2 separate regions of the Homo sapiens genome follow, and region 1 is linked to region 2. A link is an interaction called in ENCODE POLR2A ChIA-PET data of the cell type or tissue named here. Cell type or tissue: IMR-90. All regions are shown on one strand. Each heading gives the region's core, and the rest is flanking DNA. Links, peaks and the distances in the headings are about the cores only. Region 1 has its middle 14 kb from the start of RPL3. Region 2 overlaps SYNGR1 (synaptogyrin 1).

Evidence for each region. ChIA-PET counts read pairs that join two places held together with the same protein. Peaks named below come from ENCODE experiments on the same cell type or tissue, not always from the same donor. Only the 100,000 strongest peaks of a DNase experiment are listed, where the experiment ranks them.
Region 1: POLR2A ChIA-PET joins it to region 2 with 17 read pairs; 19 of 35 experiments call an interaction of 5 or more read pairs at or near these places.

The regions. Positions count from the first base shown.
Region 1 is chr22:39,327,613-39,339,256 of GRCh38, forward strand. No RefSeq gene overlaps it. Among named protein-coding and RNA genes, the nearest start is that of RPL3, 14 kb to the left of the region's middle. RefSeq lists a silencer at 492-786. In IMR-90, for the core only: a CTCF peak has its summit at 3,726; no DNase peak of the experiment used is centred there.
Region 2 is chr22:39,382,931-39,394,574 of GRCh38, forward strand. It overlaps SYNGR1 (synaptogyrin 1), which reads left to right. Exons shown (of 4, transcript NM_004711.5): 4 at 1-2,645. Among named protein-coding and RNA genes, the nearest start is that of TAB1, 11 kb to the right of the region's middle. RefSeq lists a silencer at 1,854-2,148. In IMR-90, for the core only: no CTCF peak of the experiment used is centred there; a DNase peak (open chromatin) is centred at 5,461; H3K4me3 peaks cover 722 bases.

The sequences.
Region 1 (11,644 bases), core at 1,675-9,674, 56 kb before region 2:
TAGAGATGGGGTTTTGCCATGTTGGCCAGACTAGTCTCAAACTCCTGATATCAGGTGATCCGCCCGCCTCTGCCTCCCAAAGTGCTAGGATTACAGGCATGAGCCACTGTGCCCAGCCTACAGCTGCATTCTCAATGGCTGCCTGCATTGCCCATTATGGACAAAGCAATTATGCCCTCTCTTTGACATAAGTTCATATCCTGATCTTTTGTGCTGTCATTGATCACTGCAAAACTACCCTGCCCAGGTGACAGGATGTTTGGTCCAGAGGGTCAGCTAATATGAGCTTGGGGCGTGAGTGCAGCCTCATGTCCCTGGGGCAGGAGCCTGGGTACACAGCCTTTGGGTCGTGAAGGCCCCTTGCTGTGCTTCTCCACGAGGAGCTGTGGGGGAAATGCCCCACAGAATGGGAGCTGGCTGGGCAGGGAGGTCTGGCAGATCCTGCTTCCGTTCCTGCTGCTGTGTGGCCTAGGCCTGGTGAACTTCTGTGCATCCCTGCTGGGGCTGCAGGCGGAGATGGCAAATCCAGCCTCCCACTGGCTCTCGGTCTCCATGCTGGGCGCCTGCATCCTGTGGTGCAGCAGCCTGCCAGTGGGTGGAGGTCTCATCCTCATCCTGTCCTGGAGACTGTGCATGGAGGTGATGCTGGCTGGCCAGCGGGCCTTGTGGCAGCAGCTGACTGTTGTGCGGATCTGGAACCTACAGCTGTTCATCACCCTGATCCATGGAGCCTGCCGCTGCATCTCACGACTCCTGCAACACCTGTGGTGGGAGGCCGGCCTAGCCGTGTTCTCCATGGCCCATTGGGCCTACTACAGCCTGGTGGGCTTCCGCCACGATAACAGCAAGGTGTTGGAGCTGCTGCTGCAGGCCGTGCTATAGCACATGGCCATGTCCCTGCTGGCCTGCTGCCTGGACAGGCTGTGGGTGGCCATGGGACGGGTGGCCTAGGCCATGCGGGGCTGTGGCCTTCAACCCCTGGAGAGGGCCAGGCTGTGCCGGGCAGCCTCCACAGACCTGGATGCAGTCACCACTATCCTCCCAGCGACCACCATCCCTTTCAGCCAGCACTTCCCCGGACCTGACCTGGCCACCATGAGTAGGCTCTCACCAGCCTCCATGAGCCTGTGCATAGTGGTTGGGGTCAAGGATGCCAGCGAGGGAGAAGAAGGCTGTGGCTATGGGGCCACCAACATATCTCTTAGCACCAGGTTCTGGAGCAGTAGGACAAGCAAGGTGGCCTTGAAATCTTCATCCAAGCAGGCCCTCGCACAGCAGCTCAAGACGACCTGTCTCCTCATCATTTTTCTGTATATCTGTGCCGTGTCTCTCTTCATGCAGAGCTTAAAATAAAGCGATTAACTGTGGGCCGGCCCCCGGTATGTTCCCTGCCTAGCTTTGTCAGGGGGAGATAGAATGGCGACAGATCTGTCCACTTAGGCCTTTACTGGGCTGGTGGGTGGTTCCCAGTATGCAAGACACATGCATACCAGGGGCTGGGCTGGGGGACCTAGTCTCAGCCCTGTCACTACTGTGTATCCTTGCGGAGGTTCCTTTACCCTTCTCAGCCTCAGTTCCCTTTCCTGCAAAATATAGATAATAGGACTCTGAGGAGAGGGGATCTATAAAAAGGTGTCGTTTATGAATTGTAGCATGCTCTTCCCCCTCTAATTACTCGAACAAATAGTGCACAAAACCTTCTTCCTTTTTTTTTTTTTTTTTTTGAGATGGAGTTTCACTTTTGTCACCCAGGCTGGAGTGCAATGGCGCAATCTCAGCTCACCACAACATCTGCCTCCTGGGTTCAAGCGATTCTCCTGCCTCAGCCTCCCAAGTAGCTGGAATTACAGGCATGCACCACCACACCCAGCTAATTTTTGTATTTTTAGTAGAGACGGGGTTTCTCCATGTTGGTCAGGCTGGTCTCCACCTCTCGACCTCAGGTGATCCGCCCACCTCGGCCTCCCAAAGTGCTGGGATTACAGGCGTGAGCCACCACACCCCGCCACCTCTTTTCTATTAAAGGACATAAAAGAAGTCCTGAATAAATGGAGAGACATCACCAGTTCATGGATGGCCTGACATGTCTTTAAAATGTCAGTTGTGGCCAGGCGCAGTGGCTCACACCTGTAATCCCAGGACTTTGGGAGGCCAAGGTAGGCGGATCACCTGAGGTCAGGAGTTTGAGACCAGCCTGGCCAACAAGGCAAAACCCCGTCTCTACTAAAAATATAAAAATTAGCCAGGTGTGGTGCCACACGCCTGTAATCCCAGCTACTCGGGAGGCTGAGGCAGGAGAATTGCTTGAGCCCGGGAGGTGGAGGTTGCAGTGAGCCGAGATTATGCCACTGCACTCCAGCCTGGCCAACAAGGTGAGACTCTGTCTCAAAAAAGTAAATAAATAGGCTAGGCATGGTGGCTCACGCCTGTAATCCCAGCACTTTGGGAGGCCAAGGCGGCAGATCACCTGAGGTCAGGAATTCGAGACCAGCCTGACCAACATGGTGAAACCCCATCTCTACTGAAAACACAAAAATTAGCCAGGCATGGTGGCACACGCCTGTAATCCCAGCTACTCAGGTGGCTGAGGCAGGAGAATTGCTTGAACCCGGAGGTTCAGTGAGCTGAGATCGCACCACTGCACTCCAGCCTGGGCGACAGAGTGAGACTCTGTGTCAAAAATAAATAAATAAATAAATAAATAAATAAATAAATAAATAAAATAAAAATAAAATGTCAGTTGTGGCCAGGTGCGGTGGCTCACGCCTGTAATCCTACCACTTTGGGAGCCTGAGGTGGGTGGATCACCTGAGGTCAGGAGTTCGAGATCAGCCTGGCCAACATGGTGAAACCCTGTCTTTATTAAAAATGCAAAAATTAGCTGGGTGTGGTGGTGGGCACCTGTAATCCCAGCTACTCGGGAGGCTAAGGCAGGGGAATCATTTGAACCCAGGAGGCAGAGGTTGCAGTGAACCGAGATTGTGCCACTGAACTCCAGCCTGGGCAACAAGAGTGAAACTCCATCTCAAAAATAAAATAATAAAATAAAATAAAATAGTCAGTCATCTCCATAGTAATCTTTAAAATCATTAGGATTTCAACCAGAATCCCAAGGGATTTGGGCAAGAGGTGGGGGGATGGGGTGACTCATACATTGATTCTAAAATGTATGTGGAAGGCCAGGCATAGTGGCTCATGCCTGTAATCTCAACACTTTAGGAGGCTGAGGTGGGAGGATCACTTGAGCCCAGAAGTTTGAGACCAGCCTGAGGAACATAGCAAGACCTCATCTCTATTTTTTAAAAATTAGCTGGTCATGGTGCTACATACCTGTAGTCTCAGCTACTCAGGAGGCTGAGGAGAGAGGATCACTTGAGCCCAGGAGTTCAAGGCTGCAGTGAGCCAAGATGGCACCACTGCACTCTAGCCTAAGGCAGAGCAAGACCCTGTCTCAAAAAAAAAAAAGATATGTCCACCTACAACCTGCGAATGGGGGTGGCTGAAATATGAGAATCGCTCAAACCTGGGAAGTAGAGGTTGCAGTGAGCTGAGATCGTGCCACTGCACTCCAGCCTAGGTGACAGAGCGAGACTGTCTTAAAACAAACAAACAAACAAACAAGAGTTCAGTGGAGGAAGGAACTGCAGATGGAGGAACATGCCGAGACCCAGCTCAATGTCCCTCTAGGCCCCTAGTACTGGTGGATTTTAATCAGTGGAATAAAGCGATTTAATCTGTGGTGTAAGAGCCCCCTAGCTGCCGGGTGGAGAACAGATTCAGGGTAGCTGGGATTCTCCATGCTGGCCAGCTTGGTCTCGAACTCCTGACCTCAAGTGATCCACCCGCCTCGGCCTCCCAAAGTGCTGGGATTACACGTGCCTGTAGTCCCAGCTACTTGGGAGGCTGAAGCAGGAGAATTGCTTGAACCCGGGAGACAGAGGTTGCAGCGAGCCAAGATTGCATCATTGCACTGCAGACTGGGGGACAGAGCCAGATTCCATCTCAAAAACAAAAGAAAAAAAAAAGAAAACCACATTCATCACCATCAGAGCTCGTGGGTATCCAGGTGTATTGTCAACGAGCAGTAATATTTTGAAAGAAAAACAGATGTGCTGTCATCCAGGCTTTGGTGTTCCGCTTACAGAGCACAGGCAGAGTAGACGTAGCATAATTCTTAAGGGCCTTCAGATTTTCAGAATTATCAATGAGCAGTTGGCTTCAACTTAAACTCACCAGCTATACCAACTCCTGACAAGAGAGTTAGCCTGTCATTTGAAACTTTGAAGCCAGGAATTGATTTCTCCTCTCTAGCTATGAAAGACTTCCTGGCATTTTCTTTTGATATAAAGCTGTTTCATCTACATTGAAACTCTACTGTTTAATGTAGCCACCTTCATCAACGATCTTAACTAGAACTGGATAACTTGCTGTGGCTTCTCCATGAGCACCTGCTGCTTCACCTTGCACTTTTATGTTATGGAGACAGTTTCTTTCCTTAAACTTCATGAACCAACTTCTGCTAGCTTCTGCTTTTCTTCTGCAGCTTCCTCATCTCTCTCAGCCTTCATAGAATTAAAGAGAGCTAGGGTCTAGGGCCTTGCGCTGGGTTAGTCTTTGTCTTTTTTTTTTTTTTGAGACAGAGTCTCGCTCTGTCACCCAGGCTGGAGTGCAATGACTCGCTACAACCTCTGCCTCCCGGGTTCAAGCAATTCTCCTGCCTCAGCCTCCCGAGTAGCTGGGATTACAGGCACCTACCACTACACCTGGCTAATTTTTTGTATTTTTAGTAGAGATGGGGTTTTGCCATGTTGGCCAGGCTGGTCTCAAACTCCTGACCTCAGGTGATCCTCCCGTCTCGGCCTCCCAAAGTGCTGGGATTAGAGGTGTGAGCCACCACGCCTGGCCTAGTCTTTGGTTTAAGAGAATGTTGTGGCTGGTTTGATCTTCTATCCAGACCCAACTTTCTCCATATCAGCAATAAGCCTGTTTCACTTTCTTATCATTCATGTACTCATTAGAGTGGCACTTTTAATTTCCTTTGAAAGCTTTTCCTTTGCATTCACAACTTGGCTAACTGCATAGTGGAAGAGGCCTAGTTTTCAGCGTATCTCAGTTTTTGACATGCCTTCCTCATTAAGCCTAATCATTTCCAGCTTTTGATTTAAAGCAAGAGACATGTGACACTTCCTTTCACTTGAACACTGAGAGGCCATTGTAGGGTTATTAACTGGCCTAAATCCAGCCTGTCTCGGCTGTTGGCATGCCTTCCTCACTAAGCTTAATCATTGCTAGTTTTTGATTGAAACTGAGAGACAGGACTCTTCCTTTCACTTGAACACTTAGAGGCCATTGAGCAGTTATCAGCTGGCCTAATTTCAGTACTGTTGTATCTCAAAAAATAGGGCTGCCCTAGAGAGGGAAAGAGACAGAGAAATGGTGAGTCAATAGAAGAGTCAGAACACACACATTTATCAATTAAATTCACCATCTCGGGCCGGGGGCAGTGGCTCACGCCTGTAATCCCAGGACTTTGGGAGGCCGAGGTGGGGGGATCACGAGGTGAGGAGATCGAGACCATCCTGGCTAACACGGTGAAACCCCGTCTCTACTAAAAATACAAAAAAATTAGCCGGGCGTGGTGGTGGGCACCTGTAGTCCCAGCTACTCAGGAGGCTGAGGCAGGAGAATGGCATGAACCCGGGGGGCAGAGCTTGCAGTGAGCCGAGATCGTGCCACTGCACTCCAGCCTGGGTGACAGAGTGAGACTCTGTCTCAAAAAAAAAAAAAAAAAGATGGCCTGAGACTCCTTCCACGTATTTACCTTTTAGAATTCTGATGGGCCATGTTTCTTTTTCTTCCTTTTTTTTTTTTTGAGACAGAGTCTTGTTCCATCTCCCAAGTTGTAGTACAGTGGCATGATCTCAGCTCACTGAAACCTCTGCCTCTCCCCAGTTCAAGAGATTCTCCAGCCTCAGCCTCCTGAATAGCTGGGATTACAGGCGCACGCCACCACACCCAGCTAATTTTTGTAATTTTTTAGTAGAGAAGGGGTTTCGCCATGTTGGCCAGGCTGGTCTTGAACTCCTGACCTCAGGTGATCTGCCTTCCTCGACCTCCCAAAGTGATGAGATTACAGGCGTGAGCCGCTGCACCCAGCCCCATGTTTCTAATCCACCCAGAACCTCCTGCTATGTTGTTGCTATCATCTGAATGTTTGTGTTCCCCAAAATTCATATATTGAAACCTAATCACCAGTGTGATGGTGTTGTGGTAAACTGAGGAACGGAGAGACTGATATGAGAGTACAGGAGGATTTTTTTTTTTTTTTTTTGAGATGGAGTCTCGCTCTGTCACTAGGCTGGAGTGCAGTGGCGCGATCTTGGCTCACTGCAACCTCTGCCTCCCGGGTTCAAGCAATTCTCCTGCCTCAGCCTCCCGAGTAGCTGGGACTACAGGCGAGCGCCACCACACCCGGCTAATTTTTTGTATTTTTAGTAGAGACGGGGTTTCACCGTGTTAGCCAGGATGGTCTTGATCTGAGTACAGGAGGATTGTTTATTTCAGGTACGCACCAGCTCAGTGGACTCACATCCAAAAAGCTGAGCCTAGAACAAAGACAGAGCGGGGTTTTTATAAGCTGGCTTACAAAAGTAAAACAAAAGCAGCTAATCATATGATAGGTCACATAATCTATAGCATAGCATAATTTATGGTCTTACATAGCCGGTGGCTTTGTAGCTGCATTGAAAGAAAAACAAGAACTGGCTAAATACAGACATTTGTAAAACATAATCATGCTTAAGAAACCAGGGAAAGGAGTAACAGTAAAATAATTTGTCTTTCTCTCTTTTTTTTCCTTCAACTTTGCTCTGGAGGGGAGGTGTCTGGAGCCCACTCCTTTGGCCTTGACTTCTCAAACAGTGTTATCATATAACTGTCCTTGAAGTGAGCTTGCTGTACTTTCCTTTGCTAGACAGAGGAAAACTTGTTATTTTCCTTTTAACCCTTGCCTTGCCTGTTACTTTTCTTAGAGTGAATGAATGCATATTTATTTTTAAATTTCTGCCTCAGTGGTATTGTTATGGGAAAGGGGTCCAGATCCAGGCCCCAAGAGAGGGTTCTTGGATCTTGCGCAAGAAAGAATTCAGGGTGAGTCCATAGAGTAAGGTGAAAGCAAGTTTATTAAGAAAGTAGAGGAATGGGCCGGGTGCAGAGGCTGACGCCTGTAATCCCAGCACTTTGGGAGGCCGAGGTGGGCGGATCACGAGGTCAGGAGATCGAGACCATCCCGGCTAACACAGTGAAACCCCATCTCTACTAAAAATATGAAAAATTAGCCAGGAGTGGTGGCGGGCGCCTGTAGTCCCAGCTACTCAGGAGGCTGAGGCAGGAGAATGGCCAGAACCCGGGAGGCAGAGCTTGCAGTGAGCCGAGATCACACCACTGCACTCCAGCCTGGGCGACCAAGCGAGACTCCTTCTCAAAAAAAAAAAAAGAAAGAAAGAAAGTAGAGGAATAACAGAATAGCTACACCATAGACAGAGTAGGGCTGCTGATTGCCCATTTTTATGGTTATTTCTTAATTATATGCTAAACAAGGGGTAGATTATTCATGCCTCCCCTTTTTAAATTTTTTTTTATTTTTTACTTTTTATTTATTTATTTAAGATGGAGTTTTGCTCTTTCACCCAGGCTGGAGTGAAATGGCACAATCTCGGCTCACTGCAACCTCCACCCTCCGGGTTCAAGCGATTCTCCTGCCTCAGCCTCCCGAGTAGCTGGCATCATAGGCACCGGCCGCCATTCCTGGCTAATTTTTGTATTTTTATTTATTTGTTCTTTTTGAGACAGAGTTTCGCTCTTGTTCCCCAGGCTGGAGTGCAGTGGTGCAATCTCAGCTCACCGCAACCTCCGCCTCCGGGGTTCACGCCATTCTCCTGCCTCAGCCTCCCGAGTAGCTGGGACTACAGGTGCACGCCACCACGCCTGGCTAATTTTTTGTGTTTTTAGTAGAGACGGGGTTTCACTGTGTTAGCCAGGATGTTCTTGATATCCTGACCTCGTGATCCGCCTGCGTCAGCCTCCCAAAGTGCTGGGATTACAAGCATGAGCCACCGCGCCTGGTCAAATTTATTTATTTATTTATTTATTTATTTTTGTGTTGTTTTTTGAGATAGAGTCTCACCCTGGAGTGCAGTGGCGTGAGGTCAGCTCACTGCAACTTCTGCCTCCCAGGTTCAAGCAATTCTCCTGCCTCAGCCTCCCACGTAGCTGGGATTACAGGTGCACACCACCATGCCAGGCTAATTTTTGTATTTTTAGTAGAGACAGACTTTCACCGTGTTGGCCAGGCTGGTCTTGAACTCCTGACCTCAGCTGATCTACCCACCTCTGCCTCCCAAAGTGCTGGGATTATAGGCATGAGCCACTGGGCCCAGCGAACAAATTTAACATAACTGAAAATACATAAATAATGTTTTCCTACCAAATGTTAAAGCACCAGTTCTCAGAGTGTGGGTTGCAGACTCCTAGGGTTCCTGAGATACTTTCAAGCGAACTGCAAAGTCAAAATTATCTTCACAATAATACCAAGATATTATTTGTCTTTTTCCCTGTGTTGACATTTAAACTAATGATGCAAAATAATTGTAGATAAAATTTCTGGCTCCATAGTATGACAAGGCAGTGGCACAAACTACGTATGTGGTCATTATATGCTTCACCTCCCTGCTCTAAAAGTAAAACAAACAAACAAACAAAAAACAGTTTTACTTAAGAATGTCCTTGAGGCCAGGCGCAGTGGGTCACACCTGTAATCTGTAATCCCAATCCATTGGGAGGCCAAGGCAGAAGGCTCACTTAAGGGCAGGATAGCAGTCTGGTCAACATAGTGAGACTCTGCCTCTACAAAAATATTAAGAAATAAAAATTTAAAAATTAACCAGGCACAGTGGCACGTGCCTGTGGTCCCAGCTACTCAGGTGGCTGAGGCGAGAGGATCGATTGAGCCCAGGAGGTTGAGGCTGCAGTGAGCTGTGATAACACCATTGCACTCCAGCCTGGGTGACAGAACGAGACCTGACTCTAAGAACAAAAAGAAAAAAAAAGTTACAATGGAGAAAATTTTAAAACCACAGTTTGGCTATCAGTTGTTCTTTCAAATAAAAATGATGTTACATTTGGCTGAGCGCAGTGGCTCACACCTATAATCCCAGATACTGTGCCTGTGGTCCCAGATACTTGGGAGCCGAGGCAGGAGGATCACTTGAGCCCAGGGAGGTCGTGGCTACAGTGAGCTGTGATTGTGCCACTGCACTCCAGCCTGGGCAACAGAGCGAGACTCTGTCTCAAAAAAAAAAAAAAAAGCCTGGCATGGTGGCATGTACCTGTAATCCCAGCTACCAAGGAGGCTGAGGCAGGAGAATCACTTGAACCCGGGAGGTGGAGGTTGCAGTGAGCCGAGATTGTGCCACTGCACTCTAGTCTGGGAGACAGAGTAAGATCCATCTCAAAAAAAAAGACCCGTTCCCAAGGTTGATATTTAAGTAATAATTTTTATTGTTATATCAAGGACATCACCTCCATTTAATTTTTAATTTTTCTTTTTTATTTTTTTAACACACAGGTCCTTGCTTTGTCACCCAGGCTGGAGTGCAGTGGTGCAAACACAGCTGACAGCAACCTCAAACCCTGGGCTCAAGCAATCCTTCCACCTCAGCTTCCCAAGAAGCTGGGACTACAGGCATGTGACACCATGCCCAGCTAATTTTTTTTTTTTTTACTTTTAAAAATTTTTTGTAGAAATGGGAGTCTCACTATATTGCTTAGGCTGGTCTCAAATTCTTGGGCTTAAGCAATCCTCCTGCCTCGGCCTCCCAAAGTTGTGGGATTATAGGTGTGACCACTGCAGCCAGCCTTAATTTCTAATATGGTAAGTATTAATAGCATTTTGGGGATGCTCAATAATTTTCTTCTTCTTTTTTTTTTTTTTTTGAGATGGGGTCTAGCACTGTCACCTAGACTGGAGTGCAATGGCGCGATTTCAGTTCACTGCAACCTCTGCCTCCTGGGTTCAAGAGATTCTCGTGCCTCAGCCTCCTGAGTAGCTGGGACTACAGGCACCCGCCACCACATCCGGCTAATTTTTTGTATTTTTAGTAGAGATAGGGTTTCGCTATGTTGGCCAGGCTGGTCTCAAACTCCTGACCTCGTGATCCGACTGCCTCAGCCTCCCAAAGTGCTGGGATTACAGGTGTGAGCCACCACACTCGGCAATAATTTTTTAAGGTATAAAAATGTCCAGAGACCAAAAAGGTCAAGAACCACTGCTTTAAATACATAAATGATATCAAACTATTTATATTATTTCAAAATTACTTTTAAAAAAATTCAACACAGAGCATAAGCTCCATGAAGCAGAGGTTTTTCTTTTTGTTTTATTCATTATGGAAACTAAGTCCCTAGAACAATGCCTGGAACATAGTGGGTGTTCAATAAATACTGATTGAATGAATAAAGAATTATATTTTGGGTTTTACCCATTCTGATACGTGGACCTCAAACTCATTCTGCTGTTCAGTATTCTATTATTCCTGAAGATGAAAATATCACAATAACAATTCTATTAATGAACATTTGTTCATAATTTTTCATGGACATTTTTATACACAGGTAAGAGTTTCTCCAGGGTATATACCTAAGAATGAAACTGTAGTAAATAAATCTGGCCAGGCACGGTGGCTCATGCCTGTAATCCCAGCACTTTGGGAGGCCGAGGCAAGTGGATCACAAGGTCAGGGGATCAAGACCATCCTGGCCAACATGGTGAAACCCTGTCTCTACTAAAAATACAAAAATTAGCCAGGTGTGGGGGCGTGTGCCTGTAGTCCCAGCTACTCAGGAGGCTGAGGCAGGAGAATCGTTTGAACCCAGGAGGTGGAGGTTGCAGTGAGCCAAGATCGCACCACTGCACTCCAGCCTGGGTGACAGAGCAAGACTCCATCTCACAAACCAAAAAGAAAAAAAAAAACACTAGTCTTCATGTTGTTCTGTTCCACCAGCAGAGTTTGAAAGTTTCTCTTGCTCTACAGCCTCAGAATCTAGCATTTTCACCCATATGGTGGGTATAAAATGGTATCTCATGATGGTTTTATTTTTTATTTGCCTGGCTACTAATAAGATTGAACACTTTGTCATGTGTTTACTGGCCATTCTTAGGCCCTCAGTTCTGAAATGCCTGTTCATTGGCCAGGCACGGTGGCTCACGCCTGTAATCCCAGCACTTCGGGAGGCCAAGGCAGGCAGATTACTTGACGACCGGAGTTTGAGACCAGCCTGACCAATATGGTGAAACCCTGTCTCTACTAAAAAAAAAAAAAAAAAAAAAATACAAAAATTAGCCGGATGTGGTGGCGGGTGCTTGTAGTCCCTGCTAGTCAGGAGGCTGAGACAGGAGAATTGCCTGAACCCGGAGGCAGAGGTTGCAGTGAGCCGAGATCGTGCCACTGCACTCCAGCCTGGGTGACAGAGAGAGAGCCTGTCTTAAAAACAGCAACAACGAAAAGATTTGCACTCAATTTTATGTCTTCTCTATTCTCTATCACGTGACCCTTCCTTATCCCCAAATCATAAAAATATTCTATTA
Region 2 (11,644 bases), core at 2,222-10,221:
CCTTACCTAGGGCTGGGTGGACAACAAGGCACAGATGAGGGTGTGACTGGCCCGAGGTCACGGTGAGTGAGTGGCAAAGCTGGCCCTGACGCCTGGGTTTCTTGGCCCCAGCTGCCCAGCAGGTGCCTCGATTCCCTGCCCTTGTGACCTCCCAGGAAACAGAACTGATCTGGGACACTATGTCACCTCTCCTCTCATCTGGGGTCAGTCAGGGTTCGGGGGCTGCAGCAGCCAAGCGCATGAGAGGTGTTTCCTTGGCCTTCCAGAAGGCCCACTGTGGAGCCAGCCTCCCTATGGGAGGCAGAGCGGCAAGGACAGGGCTTTGGAATCAGCCAGGTCGGCTCCTGGGCTGTGGCCGTGGAGAGACACTGCCCCCAGGATGACACAGGCAAGAGCCCCTGAGGCATGGGAGGCCCAGGGAAGACCATGGGCTGTAGGGGAGAGTGTGGCAGGTGACCCAAAGGCCCAAAGAGGGCCGTGGGGCCTGAGGAGGTCATAATCTCTTCTGAGTGGGGGCAGGTCGATTCTTGCACAAGGTGGGCTCTTCACTGAGCCATAAGGGACAGGGAGGTATGGGAGAGCGCTGGGGGCCCATCCCCCTGTCCACCCAGTGTCCACTGGCCTGTCCTTCAGGGAGCAGAGCAGAGCAGGTGGTGGACGGGCCCAGTGCTGGGTGTTTTCACCACCATCCCCCCATCCCCCATCTAAGAATCCTAAGAGGCAGGCGATCCCTCACCTGCTTACTCACTCAGCAGTTACCCGGCCCCTGTGCTGGAGATACCAAGGGCATGGGTGGTCCCTGCTTCGATGGCCCCAAAGCTGGGCCAGAGTTAAGGGAAAGAGGAGGAAGTCCTAAGCAGAGAAGTAGCACCATTATCCCCATTTAACAGAAGGGAAACTGAGGCTCGGCAAGCATAGGCGAGTTGGCAGTGGAACACGGATCTAAACTCAGGTGTGTCCAAGTCCTCCCAAAGGACAGCAGTGATGGAGAGGACCCCAGCCAGCTGTGTGACAGCTGGTTGTTGCTGACTTCATTTTCCAATCCGGAGAAGGGGCTCTGTCCACAGTCCCCCGCCGCCAGGTGGCCCACATGGGACCAGCATGGGGGCAGGTTATCTGTTGGCCTGAAGAGTGAAACCTGTACCAGGCCAAAGGTGAGGGCGTGAGTGAGGGCAGGAGTGTTTATGGCAGAGTGAAGTTCTGTGCCCACCACAAGAGGCTGTGAGATGTTCTGACCCTCACCCACTGTCCACCAAAAGCCTCTCCTGCTGATGGGCACTAGGAGACCTCAGGGTACTGCCCATCTGTTTCTCCTCGGGTGCCAGCCAGCTGCTGGTGATCCTCAGCCGGAGGGCAGGGTACCAGGTAAGCTTAACTCCATCTTGGGTGTTTGTGACAGGCCCTGCCTGCCACCCTAGGCAGGGAAAGCTGTCAAGACTCCTGCCAGGAATGGGGGGTGCTGAGTCATCTCACGAAGAATCCCTCACTCTTCCCGGGTTCAGCCCAGAAGCCCTTCCAGGCATGATCTTCCCCATCAGGCTGGGCTCTGGCAGGGACCTGCCCAGGATGGAGATGAGAGAGGGTGAGAGATGGAGGGCGAGATTTGGATGGGACCCAGGGCTCCTGACTCTGCCCTGGAAGGTTCATGGGGAAACTCGCTCCTTCTGTTGGCAGAGGACAGCCCCTGGGGAACCCCAGGCCCAACTCTGTCCGGTATCCCTTTTCCTCCCAGCTGCCCTCCCCTACTTCTCCCTTGCTCCCAAAGCTTTCCTTGGAGAAGGGCCCTCCTGCAGCTGGACCCTGCAGGGTGGCTCCCTCCTCCCCATCAAGCACAAGAGAGGGCCCAGGAAAAAAGGTTTCACATAAGTGTAGAGTCGCAAGGACGCTTAGAGTCGGCAGAGTCTGGGGTAGGGAGACAGCGACTTGTCCAAGGTCAAGCACAGAGGGAGAGGTTCAGGAGTCAGGTCTTCTGCCTTCTGAGTTGGCTCATCCTGGGCAGTCACAGACTGTCCTGCCTGCACGGCTCCTATCCACCTGGGGGTGTCGCAGTTGAGGGGCTAATTCCCAGGGGACTGACGTTAGTTCCCTACTCCATCCTTCCCTGGTGATTCTTGATCTTCAAAGCCTCGGGGATCCCAGGTTTCCCCATGTAACTGAGACACCCTGCCTGTTAGCCCTGGGAGACCCCTAACCTTGGCCCAAGACCCCTTTGATTCTCTAAGGAGCACGAAAGGGGGAATGCCCCTCCCAGGAGTTTATGGGAGAAGGGACTGGGCCGGCTGCCTCCCAGCGATGCACTTGACCTGACACTCCCCATGTCCTGGTGCGCACAGCCCTTGTCGGTGCCCCGGCCCCTCCCGCAGCGTTACTGCCTGTGTATAGTATAAATATATATATTTTCTATATATAAGATGTATAATATAAGGCTCCACAAATATATCTGTGTGTGTGTGTGCGTGTGTGTGCGGTGAAGGGCGGTCCCCATCCTGGGCCCCCACTCTAGACCCCCCCACCACCTGGTTAAGTCTCGAGTGAATCCAGTGGCCCCGTGGCACCCTCCTTTATGACATCCATCCATCTGTGGTGAACCAAGTGAAGGTGGTGACTTCTGGTGACATAGTAATAAAGTGAAGACTCAGAACCCACCAGCGATTGCAAGTGTGTCACCGTGTTTCTTTGTTCTTCATTCTGCGTTTGGCTTGGATGCTCCATCCCGTTTGTCTCCTTAGACAGGCCATGTCTTACTTGGTTATTATTGTTTGTTAATTTTTCATTACACAATGAACCTATGAATATATTATCTTTTTAAAAAGTAAAATTGGCCGACTGCAGTGGCTCATGCCTGTAATCCCAACACTTTGGGAGGCCAAGGTGGGTGGATCACCTGAGGTTAGGAGTTCGAGACCAGCCTGACCGACATGGTGAAAACCTGTCTCTACTAAAAATACAAAAAAAAAAAAAAATTAGCCGGGTGTGGTGGCAGACGCCTGTAATCCCAGCTACTCGGGAGGCTGAGACAGGAGAATCACTTGAACCGGGGAGGCAGAGGTTGCAGTGAGCCAAGATTGTGCCATTGCACTCCAGCCTTGGCATCAAGAGCAAAAATCCATCTAAAAAAAAAAAGGAAAATTATTACAGTTGAAGCCAGAGTCTCTTAGCTTACATGTGCACATGTCCACATACATGCCCCATCACCATTTCCTATCCTGGTTCCTTCCCCAACCACCAGGAGTAAACAAGATTAGATGCTTGGCCTCATTCCTTCCAGACCATTTCCATGCTTTTACATACACATGTTTTACAAGACATGGTTTTTAAATTGACTGGCCTTCAGCTGGGTGCCATGGCTCATGCCTGTAATCCCAGCACTTTGGGAAGTCAAGGTGGAAGGATTGCTTGAGCCCAGGAGTTCAAGACCAGCCTGGTCAACATAGTGAGACCCCGTGTCTAAACAAAACAAAACAAAAAACCTGGGCACAGTGGCTCACACCTATAATCCTAGCACTTTGGGCAGCCTAGGCGGGCGGATCACGAGGTCAAGAGACTGAGACCATCCTGGCCAACATGGTAAAACTCCGTCTCTACTAAAAAGACAAAATTAGCTGGGCGTGGCTGGGCGTGGTGACTCACACCTGTAATCCCAGCACTTTGGGAGGCTGAGGTGGGCAGATCACCTGAGGTCGGGAGTTTGAGAACAGCCTGACCAAAATGGAGAAACCTCGTCTCTACTAAAAATACAAAATTAGCCAGGCGTGGTGGCACGTGCCTGTGATCCCAGCTACTCGGGAGGCTGAGCCAGGAGAATTGCTTGAATCCAGGAGGTGGAGGTTATAGTGAGCCAAGATCATGCCATTGCACTCCAGGCCTGAGCAACAAGAGCAAAACTCCATCTAAAAAAAAAAAAAAAAAAAAAAATTAGCTGGGTGTGGTGGCCAGCACCTCTAGTCCCAGCTACTCTGGAGGCTGAGGCAGGAGAATCGCTTGAACTCGAGAGGCAGAGGTTGCAGTGAGCCAAGATCACGCCACTGCACTCCAGCCTGGCGACGGAGTGAGACTCCGTCTCAAAAAAAAAAAATTAAATATAGTTGCCCCGAGCCGGCAAAAAATTTACCCAGAGCCTGTAAAGTACCAGAAACTTGCTAGGCGCTAGGAGTTCAACACCAAAGGAGGTAGACAGTGCCCTCTTGGAGATGATCACGCAGTGGGGGAAATGCTGTTAACTAAACATGCAAGCAAAAATATCAACTGTGCTAAGTGCTGGAGTGGGTTGGAAAGAATATGCGATGCAATTTAGATCACCCTGACTAAATCAACCACCACCGGTCGAGCAGGTGACCCTCGACTCAAGCGCTCTCCATGAGCAGGGTTTGGACGTGAGCGGGTGGGCTGGTGAGTTATCCAAGCTGGTGAGTTCTGCAGGGAGGACCCAGGACTCAGGGGTCCCCGGCTGGGAAAGAGCTTGGAAGTGGTGGAAGGCAGGTGCAGTGGACGCACAGAAGGGAGAGAGAGGAGAATGAGGAAGGACAGGCCAGAAGGTGCTCATGGATCCCACAGTGTAGGGCCTGGAGGCCTCTGTAAAGCCATGAAGGGTGGGTGACCACAACAGTGCATGCTCTCAAAAGACCACTCTGCTGGTTAGATGGTAGTCAAGAGACAGGTCACCATGACCGTGAGAGAATGGAGAAGTCCAGATGTATTTGAAGAAGGCACAGATCTGCAAATGAACCGAGGCCGGGCACGGTGGCTCACGCCTATAATCTTAACACTTTGGGAGGCCGAGGCAGGAGGATCACTTGAGGTCAGGAATTTGAGACCAGCCTGGCCAACATGGTGAAACCCCGTCTCTACTAAAAAAATACAAAAATTAGGCCGGGTGTGGTGGCTCACGTCTATAATCCCAGCACTTTGGGAGGCCGAGGCAGGCGGATCACCTGAGGTCGGGAGTTCGAGACCAGCCTGACCAACATGGAGAAACCCTGTCTCTACTAAAAATACAAAAATTAGCCGGGCGTGGTGGTGCATGCCTGTAATCCCAGCTACTCAGGAGGCTGAGGCAGGAGAATAGCTTGAACCAGGGAGGTGGAGGTTGTGGTGAGCCAAGATGGCGCCATTGCACTCCAGACTGGGCAACAAGAGCGAAACTCTGTTTCCAAAAAAAAAAAAAAAAAAAAGCAAAAATTAGCCGGGTGTGGTGGTGGGCGCCTGTAGTCCCAGCTACTTGGGAGGCCGAGGCAGAAGAATCGCTTGAACCCAGGAGGAAGAGGTTGCAGTGAGCTGAGATCGCACAACTACACTCCAGCCTGCGACAGAGAGAGACTCTGTCTCAAAAAAAAAAAAAAAAAAAAAAAAATCCCACCAGAAAAGGCTCTGGAGCCCAGGCCGGGTGGGAGGAGCAAGTGGGCGTGGCCTGGGCATGGCCCGTCGGTCAAGGTACTGGCCCTGCCCACGCCCGGGAGAGGGGCGGGCGAGAGAGATGCTAAGCCAATCGGATTGCGGTCATCGGGGGCGAGCGGAGTCTGCAAGAGGTCCGAGGAGTAGCGGGTGCCGAGGGAAGGAGCGCGGCGGGGCGGGTGAGGGATCCCGGGGCTCCGTTCCAGGACACCCAGGTTCTGACCCCGTTTAGGAGTGCGGAGGGCAGGGGCTGCCTGCAACCCAAGGAGCCCGAGCTACCCTGAAGGCCGACCCTGAGGCCGCTGCTCAGCGAGAGGAGCCGACCCTTGGGGGACAGCGGGGTCGGGTTCCAAGCCGGGGCTGCTGGGGCTGGTCAGGCCGCCCGCCCTGCTTGACCCCTCTCACCTGATGGCTCCCTTCTCCAATCTTCAAGAAGGTGAAACGTCACTGTGGTCCGCAGAGGGCAGGCCGCGTGTGCGGAGTCGCTGTCATCCCTTAGTGGCCACGCCCGCCTCCCTGTCCACTTCCCGTCTTCGTCGTTGCGGTTCAGGTGTTCGCTCCACTCTGCGGCACCAAAGGCCCGTCACGTGCTTCCCCTGCCCAGACACCCCAAACACCGAAACTGTCATCCGAAGGCCCCGCACCTGCCGCCTGTCGGATGCTGAAGAACGAATCCCAGGTGGAGAGGACAGCACCCCAAAAGGGATGGGGGATGGATTGGGGCGTCTGAGCCCCGTGGAGTATGTCAGCCTTTCAGAGCGACCCGCTCCACGCTGCGATGTGGTCCTTAAGAAGTTAGGGCCGGGCACGGCGCCTCACGCTGTAATCCCAGCACTTTGGGAGCCAAGGTGGGCGGATCATCTGAGGTCAGGAGTTCGAGACCAACCTGGCCAACATGGTAAAACCCCAACTCTACTAGAAATACAAAAATTAGCTGGGTGTGGTGGCAGGCGCCTGTAATCCCAGCTAGTCGGGAGTCTGAGGCAGGAGAATTGCTTGAACCCGGGAGGCGGAGGTTGCAGTGAGCGGAGATGGAACACCCCTGCACTCCAGCCTGGGTGACAGAGAACGACTCCGTCTCAAAAAAAAAAAAAAAGTTAGGGCCGGTCGTGGTGGCTCACGCCTGTAAGCGAGGCCAAAGCTCCAGAACAGCATCTCTACTAAAAATACAAAAATTATTCGGGCGTGGTGGTGGGTGCCTGTAATCTCAGCTACTCGGGAGTCTGAGGCAGGAGAATCGCCCGTGAACCCAGGAGGGGTAGGTTGCAGTGAGCAGAGAGCATTCCACTGCACTCCAGCCTGGGTGACAGGCTGAGCACTCACTCAGCCTGGAGCGAGACTCCATCTAAAAATAAATTAATAGATAAGTTAGGGCTGGGTGAGGTAGCTCACACCTATAATCCCAGCACTTTGGGAGACTGAAGTGGGTGGATCAATGAGGCCAGAAGTTTGAGGACAACGTCTCTACAAAAAATACAAAAATTAACCAGGCATGGTGGCCTGAACCTGTGGTCCCAGCTACTTGGGAGGCTGAGTGGAGAGGATCTCTTGAGCCCAAGAAGTTGAGGGTGCAGTGAGCCATGATCACCACCACTGCAATCCAGCCTGGGTGACAGAGTGAGACCCTTTCTCAAAAAAAAAAAAAAGTTATAATGTAATGGATTGGCCTTCATTGGACTTAAGGGAAATCATTAAACCCTGCAAGGGTTTTAACTGACTCAGGACAATTTGGAGAAATATGAAAACTATTTCAAAGAAATGCTAGGTTTCAGAATCAGGGCTGCTGCATGATTTGTAGGGCCCAGTACAAAATGAAAGTGCAGGGCCTCTTGTTCAAAAAGCAATATTAAAAAATAGTGTAATTTTTGACCGGGTGCAGTGGCTCTCGCCTGTAATCCCAGCACTCTGGGAGACTGTGGCGGGCAGATCACTTGAGACCCAGAGTTCGAGACGAGCCTGGCCAACATGACAAAACCCCATCTCTACAAAAAATACCAAAAAAAAAAAATTAGCCCAGCATGGTGGCATGTGCCTGTAATTCCAGCTACTTGGGAGGCTGAGGCAGGAGAATCGCCTGGACCCGGGAGGTGGAGGTTTCAGTGAGCCGAGATCACGCCACTACACTCCAGCCTGGGTGACAGAGAGAGACTCCGTCTCAAAAAAATAATAATAATAAATAGAAATAGAAATAAAAATACTAAAATATAAAGCACTTTACTTACAAAATATTACATATAAAATATAATAGGAGTAAGAGTAACACATGAGTAACAGCATAAATTTAAGATTATAAAAAATAATATTTTGGGGTTGGGCGAGGTGGTTCACGCCTGTAATCCCAGCATTTTGAGAGGCTGAGATGGGTGGATCACCTGAGGTATGGAGTTCAAGACAAGCCTGGCCAACATGGTGAAACCCCATCTCTACTAAAAATACAAAAATTAGCTGGGTGGTGGCGGGCACCTGTAATCCCAGCTACTGGAGAGGGTGAGGCAGGAGAATCGCTTGAACCTGGGAGGCAGAGGTCGCAGTGAACCGAGATCATGCCGTTGCACTCCAGCTTGGGCGACAAAAGCGAGATTCCCACTCAAATAATAATAATAATAATAATAATAATAATAATAATAGGCCAGGCGTGGTGGCTCACGCCTGTAATCTCAGCACTTTGGGAGGCCAAGGTGGGCGGATTGCCTGAGGTCAGGAGTTCGAGACCAGCCTGACCAACGTGGTGAAACCTCCTCTCTACTAAAAATACAAAAAAAAAAAAAAATTAACTGAGCTTGGTGGTGTGTGCCTGTAATCCCAGCTACTCGGGAGGCTGAGGCAGGGGAACTGCTTGAACCAGGGAGGTGGGGGTTGCAGTGAGCCGAGATCGCGCCACTGCACTCCAGCCTGGGTGACAGGATGAGACTCCCTCTCAAAAAATAAAAAATAAAATAGTAATAATAATATTTTGGTGTCATTTTATATAATACAAAAATAATGCCTTACTAATATGATTTCTTGATTGGTCATATGATTTTTTGGCTCATTCTTTTTGCAAGTTCATTTATTATGTTATTGAAATTTATACTTATGACAACTTCATTTTCCATTGAAAGCTACAACAGCCACTTTTGGCAAAGGCAAGATTACAAATAATTTCTTATACTTTTTATTTTGAGAAGGCTCCTTCTGCCAAGGCAATTGTTGCTGTAGCTGCTGAGAGTATTTTATATGCTGTCACAGTAGGAGAAATTCATGATTTTAAAGAATTTTTAAAAAAATATTTAGCTCTTCATATTGGCCAGGCGCGGTGGCTCACACCTGTAATCCCAGCACTTTGGGAAACCGGGGCATGTGGATCACCTGAGGCCAGGAGTTCCAGACCAGCCTGGCCAACATGGTGAAACTCTGTCTCTATTAAAAATACAAAAATTACCCAGGCCTGGTGGTGCGCACCTGTAATCCCAGCTACTCAGGAGACTGAGGCAGGAGAATCTCTTGAACCCAGGAGGCAGAGGTTGCAGTGAGCCAAGATTGCGCCACTGCACTCCAGCCTGGGCGACAGAGTGAGACTCCGTTTCAAGAAAAAAAATTTAACTATTCATATAAATCAGTTTCATATGTGTCTGATTTAATTTTAAATGTAAACTTATACAACGATGTTTTAATGTTTTCTTTGACATTTTCTATAACTTGTGAAGGTTGTACAAGAAACTGAAAGTTACTTCATGATTTCTATATAATTTTAATGATCTGTTTATGCATTTGATTGCTGGGTCTTCAATAACAAGGAAAACTTAGCTTTAAAACTGCCTTCAGAGTAAGCTTCACATAAAATAGAATTATTTTCTGTAGAATATGATGATCTATACATTTAATTTTTATTTCTAAGACTGTGGATATTTGCAATATTGCAGCAGGCTTTTTTGTTTGTTTGTTTTTGTTTGTTTGTTTGTTGAGACTGAATCTTGCTCTGTTGTCCAGGCTAGAGTGAAATGACATGATGTCGCCTCCCTGCAACCTCCACCTCCCAGGTTTAAGCAATTCTCATGCCTCAGCCTCCCATGTACTGGGATTACAGGCATGAGCCACTGTGCCTGGCCTGCAGCAATTTTCAAAACCAGAGATTCTTTTTCTTTTCCTAGCATCCCCATGGATGCCAGGGCGAAAACCGAAAATTCTAAAACTCTTTGAAGAATCCTAACAGCTCCCTAGCGTGCTTTATTGCGACATCCATGTGTATGTTTCCATGTTGTAATAACTTACTGACAAGGTTTACTGCCTGACTGCTGGCAGTACCTGTCCCAGCATTTAGGCTGTGAGCTATATTTGTGCAGATGTTACAGGCACGGGCTGTTCCATGTGGAGTCTCTTCTCCCACCATGGAGCCCGTGATGGCATGGAGCCGTGACACCCCCACCAGTTTCTTCTGCTGCTGCCACCAATCTGGGCACAGATCCTGGCCCCCACTGTCCCCACACAGCCCCACAGTGTCGCAAACTGTCCAGCCATGTGGGTGCACACAGGGTGGCCAGGCCAATTGCTAGGCAGCTCTGCTGCCCACCGCCTGTCATCCTTGCTGGTCTGAGCCTGCTGGTGCATATGCTTCTTTGTCCCACTGGACTTCCTTTATAAAACACAAGTTCAAATATAAAATGATGAAGAATTTCAAGATGGCGAAATTCAAACAGAAATCAATGCAGAGCATTCAACCAAATGCTAGGTCTATTCTGAGAGCAGGGCAATGTGCGACTGTACGGGTCCCATGCCCATGAGTGCAGTCCTGCTCAGCACACTGATTCTGGCCCCTCTCCATCTCCCCTTTATTTTATTCTGAATCTTTTTTCTTCTCCTTTTAGTCTCCTTGTCAATTAGATAGCTACACTTGACTATGGGCCTGAGCTATGCTGCGTACTTTGTAAAGCATTGTCTAGTTCACTTCTTTTCTTTTTTCTTTCCTTTTTTTTTTTTTTTTTTTGAAATGGAGTCTTGCTCTGTCACCCAGGCTGGAGTGCAGTGGCGCAATCTTGGCTCACTGCAAGCTCCGCCTCCCAGTTCACGCCATTCTCCTGCCTCAGCCTCCCAAGTAGCTGGGACTACAGGCGCCCTCCACCACACCCGGCTAATTTAGTTTTTGTATTTTTAGTAGAGACGGGGTTTCACCGTGTTAGCCAGGATGGTCTCGATCTCCTGACCTTGTGATCCGCCCACCTCGGCCTCCCAAAGTGCTGGGATGACAGGCGTGAGCTACTGCTCCCAGCCTCCTTTTCTTTTCTTTACTTTTCTTTTTTTTTTTTTTTTGGTCGTTGTTGTTGTTGTTGTTTTGAGACAGAGTCTCGCTCTGTCACCCAGGCTGGAGTACAATGGCGCAATCCAGGCTGGAGTGCAGTGGCACAGTCTCAGCTCACTGCAACCTCCGCCTCCCAGGTTCAAACGATTCTCCTGCCTCAGCCTCCCAAGTAGCTGGGATTACAGGCATGCGCCACCACGCCCAGCTAATTTTTGTATTTTTAGTAGAGACAGGGTTTTGCCATGTTGGCCAGGCTGGTTTCGAACTCCTGACCTCAGGTGATCCGCCCCCCTCGGCCTCCCAAAGTGCTGGGATGACAGGCGTGAGCCACCGCGCCCGGCCTTGTTCACTTCTTTCAACACCTGTGATAGGGGCACTAAGATGCTCCCATTTTACAGATGAGGAGCTGGGCCAGGGAGGAGAAGTGGCCCAGCACAGTTATACCGGTGCAGGGCCTGACTTGACCAGTAGTGAGTCCAGCTTTAAAACCCATGGTCTTAGCCTCTTTGCTGCCTTTTGTTAAACTATTTTTATACATTTGCGGTCACTCACATAATCCTTAAAGCTGTTTTTGATGTGAAAGTTCCCCGAGCTGTGCATGCTTCTGGATCAGCAAAGGCTTCGGCTTTGGTTACCCATCTGTTCTCTGTGCTTATCCAGCGCTGGGGTCTTCCCAAACCCTGTCCCAATTATGTGACCTAGAAATGCGACTTCAAATGTTTGAGAGATCTCATACAAAATTGAATGTGCTTTTCCTCAAGGTTTTTCAAAAGTTACATTGCTGGACGGGATGACTTACTTCTGTAATCCTAGCACTTTGGGAGGCCGAGATGGGCAGATCGCTTGAACTCGGGAGGTAGAGCTTGCAGGAAGCCAACATCACAGCACTGCACTCCAGCCTGGGTGACAGAGTGAGACCCTGTCTCAAAAAAAAAAAAAAAAAAAAAAAAAAGTTACATCAATTGAACAGTAGCAGGG